2 separate regions of the Homo sapiens genome follow, and region 1 is linked to region 2. Evidence: chromatin loops called from intact Hi-C (ENCODE). Cell type or tissue: OCI-LY7. All regions are shown on one strand. Each heading gives the region's core, and the rest is flanking DNA. Links, peaks and the distances in the headings are about the cores only.

Region 1 (2,918 bases), core at 155-2,654, 92 kb after region 2:
TTTCTTTCTTTCTTTCTTTCTTTCTCTTCTTTCTTTCTTTCTTTCTTTCTTTCTTTCTCTCTCTCTCTTTCTTTCTTTCTCTTTTTTAAATGTAACTTTCATTTTAGGTTCAGGGGAACATGTCCAGGTTTGTTATACAGATAAACTATGCAGGTTTGTTGTACAGATTATTTCATCACCCAGGTACTAAGCCTAGTATCTATTAGTTATTTTTCCTGATCTTTGTCCTCCCACTCTCCACCCTCCGATAGGCCCGTGTCTCTTGTTCCCCTCTATGTGTCCTCAACATTTAGCTCCCACTTCTAAGTCAGAACATGCCTTGTTTGGTTCTCTGTTCCTGCATTAGTTTGCTAAGGATAATGGCCTCTAGCTCCATTCACGTCCCTGCAAAGGACATGATCTTGTTCCTTTTTATGGCTGCATAGTGTTCCATGGTGTATATGGACCACATTTTTTTTTATCCAGTCTACCATTGGTGGGCATTTACGTTGATTCCACGTCTTTGCTATTGTGAACAGTGCTGCAATGTATACACACATGCATGTGTTTTTATGGCAGAACGATTTCTATTCCTTTTGGTGTATACTCAGTAAATGGGATTGCTGGGCCGAATGGTATTTCAGACAGATTATTTTCTATAGAGACGAATCCTGGTCGCAGCCGAAGCAGCATGCCCCCTCCTTTCCCAGCTCAGCCACACACCCCGCTTATCTCCTGTTGCTGTTTCAAACACCCTCCCGCCTTTCCACCGCAAAGACCCTGCGCTTTGCGAAGATCCTCACTAGGGAATTTTGGAGACAGAACCTCTGAGAGCTGTCACCTCAGCTCGGGTTAGAAATCAATTCAGATTTCTGTGGGCAGCCTGAGTCCTGAGTGCACACCCAGACTTGCCTTTTCTTGCACACAATAGGCACTCAAAGTTTGCTCAATAAACAAGTAAATCAAGAGAAAATAATAAAAAGAGAGAACCCTCTTATTTGACTAAAGGAATGAGTTTGTATGTATTAGTTGCATACCCACCACATGCATATTGTAGTTGAACTGTTTTAGGATCCATGGGGGAGAATGGCCGTGCAGCTTGGCCCAAGTAGCTCTTTGCCAACAGGGAGGAGGCTGTCGCTATTGCCACCACTTCTTTACCACGATGGCTCTCTGTTTCCCTCTGGTGGTAGATCCATGCCCTGCAGTGGATGTTTCTACGATTCCCACAAGGTTAAATTTGAGCAGAATGGATTGTTAAATCTTGAAGGTCCTTACAGGTCTGTGATTACAGAGTTTCCCCAGCTAGACTATTGTGACACAATCTGGAAAGCCTCTGAATTCTTTACAAGATTAAAAATTGGTTTAAATTTTGATGAAAGTGAAAATATAAGCATCTTATGGGAGATGTGGATGATTGCTTTCCAATCACGTCCTGCACTGCAGTTCTGTTTTCACATTTGCCAGCACAGCCTGGGCTCCCTGTACCAGTAAAAGTTTTGCAGTTCGAAAACCGCAGCACACTATGGAATAAGCAAGCCCAGCGCAAAAGGCTTGTGCCTTCAGTCCACCTTCAGTGATGGGTGGCAATTCAGTTTCAGAAATGCGACATCCTCTCTCATGTTAGTTTGGCCAATTGAACTCTAATGATTTTAGTGTTGTTACTAATTACTTTAAAAATGTACTTTGGTGATACTTAAGCGCTATATGTCCAGCTTACACCTTATTTTATAATTGTGTATTTTTATGTGTTATTACAGTAAAAATGAAGTAATTCAAATGTGGAGGTCTGCAGGTTTTCCCTTTAACACTGGGTCAAGTGTTGAGCTTGTGTGAACAACAAATGATGCAACTGAGGTCCAGATGAATATGTCAGTGTAGCAGCATCATGTATTTGATTGAGGGCAGACCCAGGAATGCACACATAGAGCAGGTGTTCAAACTCCCAGTCCTGCATTCTCTCCACCAGGCCATCCAAATTGTCTGGATTCAAGAAAATCTATTTTGGTATTGATGAACTCCACTCTTTGCTTCCTTTTATCGGTGGAGACTGGATCTGTAATCACTTAAAAATAATCGACATTGAGATTAATTACTTCTTTTCATGTTGATTCAAGTCACAATGTATTTCATGTTGTCTGTAGCATTTTGCTTAACAATATTAAAATTATGTGATTCTTGCCCAAGAACAGCTTATAATTACATGCAGTGGGGAGAGGAGAGACGTATATGGAAATGTAAATAATTAACGGATAGTGTAGCAAGGCAAAGCTGTCACTGTTTTTCATTGTTTTCATTCTTTGTATCCCAGCAGTAACCTTTCTGAAAGTCTCCTAGGAAGTCAAGAAGGAAGCCCCAGTCCTCCTTGTCTCAGGTGTATCTGTCCAGGGGTCACTGCTCATTTCTGTGTGGGAGAATATGGCATATGAGCCTCAGGAGGAGGGTGGCCTGAAAGACACACTGCTCATGAGGTCTTATAGCATATAAGGGCTCTTTGGGAAGAATCAAACCCCCCAATCCCCGAGGCTGGGGTTTCCTTCTCTCAGAGCTGGAGAGCAATTTCTCTGCCACCAGCGCTGACGATTTGCCTTGGCTTGGAAAGCAGCAAGCTCTTATTGTGGCTGGCCAGGCCAGGGGACCCGTCACCAATGGGGCTGCACGTGCCAAAGCACTGCCGCCATGGAAGTGTGTGCCTGCTTGTGCACAGTCTGTGCATACACCAGTGTGTGCACATGCATGTATGCAGGCGTGCACGTGTGTCTGTGTGCACACACATATGTGCATCCACACTGGAGGCGAGGCCAGCTTCCTCACGTGTGGGACATGCAGCAGCTCTGGGTAGAGTCTGTGTTTTTCAGGCAGTGAGTGATACTTCATCTGGGGGCCCTGCAAGTTGGGAGTGGGGTATTCCTGAGTCATTTTGGCCTCTCAGACATTAT
Region 2 (2,918 bases), core at 245-2,744:
CCACAGCGAGGAGGTGCACGGGGAGCCTCTCCAGATCCACCGCATCCCCAGAGTTGAGCTCCTCCTTCAGCTCCTTACGGGCTTTCTCGTTGGCTGCTCTCCTGAATATCCCTTCCGTTGAAGGGCCTTTAAGGCATAGAATAGTGAGAATGTCCTAAAGGAAACAGCAATAGGAACAGGAAAGGGTTACCCTTCTTCTTTAGTATACTGAGATAGTCTTAACAGGAATATTGATGTCAGATTTTGCTTTCAGTCCAGTTGCTGTCAATGGCCTTCCTCAACCCTGCTATTTTTCTAAGAGGAGGCAAATTGTGAAAGCTCTAATTTTGCACTTTCTAAAATCACTTTGGAGCTCTCTCCTTTCAAATACTTCCATATGAACATTGGATTTCAGATCACAAAGTCTATATTCTGTTTCCCCCTTTTGACTTTTCAGAAGCTACAAATCTTCAGCATTCTCCACTCTGTGAAGTCAGAGGAATGGCGGGACCATAGCTCTGAGCTCATTGGCAAATACAACTAATTTCAATTTCTGGAATGGAAGCAGTCAGATATTCTTCTGACTGCACGCGTATGTGGGAGTGCCATGTTGAAGAGTGGAAAATATGGAAGATCAGTCCCTACAAACTTAATAGGAGAATGACATTCAGATTTCCCGAGTATTTTGCATGTCCAACTGAAAACTGAAGTAGGTTTATGAGAGAATGCACGCCTACCTGGATGGGTCTGGGGAGTGTGTCACTGTCACCGCAGATAATTGACAAGGGCTGATCAAATAGCGATGCTTTCAAGTCTGTCTCCAAAGCCCCAGAAAAATCTGATGCAGGGGAGAGCCTTCTCATGAGAAAGGGCCAGGACAGCACCTTCTTTCTCTTCTTAACTTCTACAGCCAAGAAAACAAGGCAACGAGAAAAATTAGACTACAGTGTTAAGAAGCAAAGATCCAGGTAAGAAAATGGGTATCGTTGGCCGCATAATGTGGTCAATAGTATGCGATGTGAGAAAAATAATTTTGAAAACTTGAGAAAGCAAAGGGCGTGAATCTTAATCTAGAAAAACCAACCGATAAACAACCACACTGTTACCAGGGCAACCAGTTCCCTAAACAGCAACACCAGAGTTCCTCAAGGCCTCCACCTTTCCTGTTTTCACTCTTTCCAGCTGTTTGCTACAGAAAATTAGCAAAACCTAACTGTGCTGATCATAAACAACCATCTTAACCTACTGGCCTGAATAACTATAGAGGAAATTTCTGATATGAAATAGATTATTTTGATTTCCTCCTTTAACTGGCGAAGAAAACGAAACTTAAAAGGTGAGGAAGTGACTTGCTGAATATCTTTTCGAAGGCACATAGCAGGGCTGGCTCCAACCCTTTGCAGCCACGCAGGCACTAAACAGCCACTAGAGGGAGCTAACACCATTTTTCCTTCCAGGTGACTGGTCACCTTGGGTTTTCCAGGTTGCTGCTTTAGGACAGAGGCAAATACGAATCGCTGCGGGAAGCCTTGAACCTAGATCTGGCAACTGGGAATTATCAGCAAAACGTTATCAAGATATTCTGTCCTTCTGAAATCCACAAGATGTGTGTGCAATGGATATTGCAATCTCAAACATTTCCTTCTTTCTTTTCTTTTCCTTCCTTCCTTCCTTCTCCTTTCTTACTAATTATAAAGGCTATATTTTCTAAATGCATTGGCATCTGTTTCTATACATTTCAGATTGGCAAGTGGAAGCATGATGAGAAAGAAGTGGCCTGTCTTTATGGTTCAGGAGAACTGGGTCAGGGTTACGCTATAATGAAATGCATTATGAAAAAAGTTGAGAGTGAATGGTGGGTCCTTTGGGATTTGAGATCAGCAACAGTTGCTTCATAGGCTCTTGGATGCATTCTCCATAAGAGAAGGAAGAAAATGGAAAAGACACTGTGTGTTTTTCAAATGTGTGCATGCTAATTGTCGAAACATACATGGCCAGGAGATTGAACCGCATTAAAAACGCTTGGCAGAACTGGGGATTCTCTATGGAGAGGCTCTTTCCTTTCCCAGCACTCCCTGCTCTAGTGAGTTGGAGCATACCTGCCATTTAAGGGTTAATGTTCTGCGGTCTTTAACAGAACAACTTATACAAAAAAATTCCTAGTAGAGTAAAAGCGCTGTGGTTTTGCAAACCAAGAGCACTGGTTGTTAGCACTTACATAAAAGATCGGTATGTTTTTAAAACTCACCAATGAGCTGGCAAATACTGTCTTCACTCTCACATGATGCCAACAGGGGATGTTCCTTGATATCACCCTAAAAACATTTTTATTTCAGTTAAATATAGTGACTGAAGAAACCTATCGAGTCTTTCCCCACAAAACACACATACAGCATTTTATTCATATTAAAAATGAAGTCAGTAGAGTGCATTGATGTTTTTTCTAGCTTCTAGAAGCAATATTAAGGTCTTGATTGTCATCATATAAGATCCTAATTAATGTGCTTAATTTACTACATGTGTGATGTTAGTTTACTACTCTTATAATTACTATTCAACCCAAATAATATTCAATTAAAACAAAGTTTTCCACCTTCTCACAGTACAGATAAAAAGTCTTAAAAATTGCTTTCTTACCTCTGATTGACATTCGATTAGTGTCTCCATATTATTGGCGTTTAGTGTTTTTGACTAAAAGAGAAAAAATAAAATTAGGTAAATATCTTTTGGCCCTTGCCTGTAGGAAACGTGAATGAATGAATGTGAGAGGGGCACTCACAGCATTGTGGCTGCTTCTCAGCTTCATCAGTATTGCGGCTGACTGTCCAGGGGTGGATTTCACTCCCGTGTGGCTGTGCCTCTGTCTACAACGAATCACATGGAAAGGAGTTAGGAGGGACTCACACAGTAGGCCACTTTCAGCGCCACTTTGCCAAAGC

The links. Hi-C counts contacts between places; a loop is a spot of excess contacts. Peaks named below come from ENCODE experiments on the same cell type or tissue, not always from the same donor. Only the 100,000 strongest peaks of a DNase experiment are listed, where the experiment ranks them.
Region 1: a loop joins it to region 2, with 5 times the contacts of the local background. A loop is called at or near these places in 72 of 110 quality-filtered maps.

The regions. Positions count from the first base shown.
Region 1 is chr6:159,133,755-159,136,672 of GRCh38, forward strand. No RefSeq gene overlaps it. Among named protein-coding and RNA genes, the nearest start is that of FNDC1, 34 kb to the right of the region's middle. In OCI-LY7, for the core only: a CTCF peak has its summit at 1,194 (motif pointing left); a DNase peak (open chromatin) is centred at 1,147; H3K4me3 peaks cover 410 bases.
Region 2 is chr6:159,041,362-159,044,279 of GRCh38, forward strand. TAGAP (T cell activation RhoGTPase activating protein) reads right to left here. Exons shown (of 10, transcript NM_054114.5): 2 at 2,759-2,843; 3 at 2,617-2,670; 4 at 2,228-2,294; 5 at 717-883; 6 at 1-154. The coding sequence starts at 2,785. TAGAP-AS1 (TAGAP antisense RNA 1) reads left to right here. Exons shown (of 5, transcript NR_183546.1): 5 at 437-1,695. Among named protein-coding and RNA genes, the nearest start is that of TAGAP, 2.2 kb to the right of the region's middle. RefSeq lists enhancers at 1-490, 1,064-1,333. In OCI-LY7, for the core only: CTCF peaks have their summits at 1,409 (motif pointing right) and 1,624; DNase peaks (open chromatin) are centred at 1,390, 1,850 and 2,210; H3K4me3 peaks cover 2,500 bases; H3K27ac peaks cover 2,500 bases.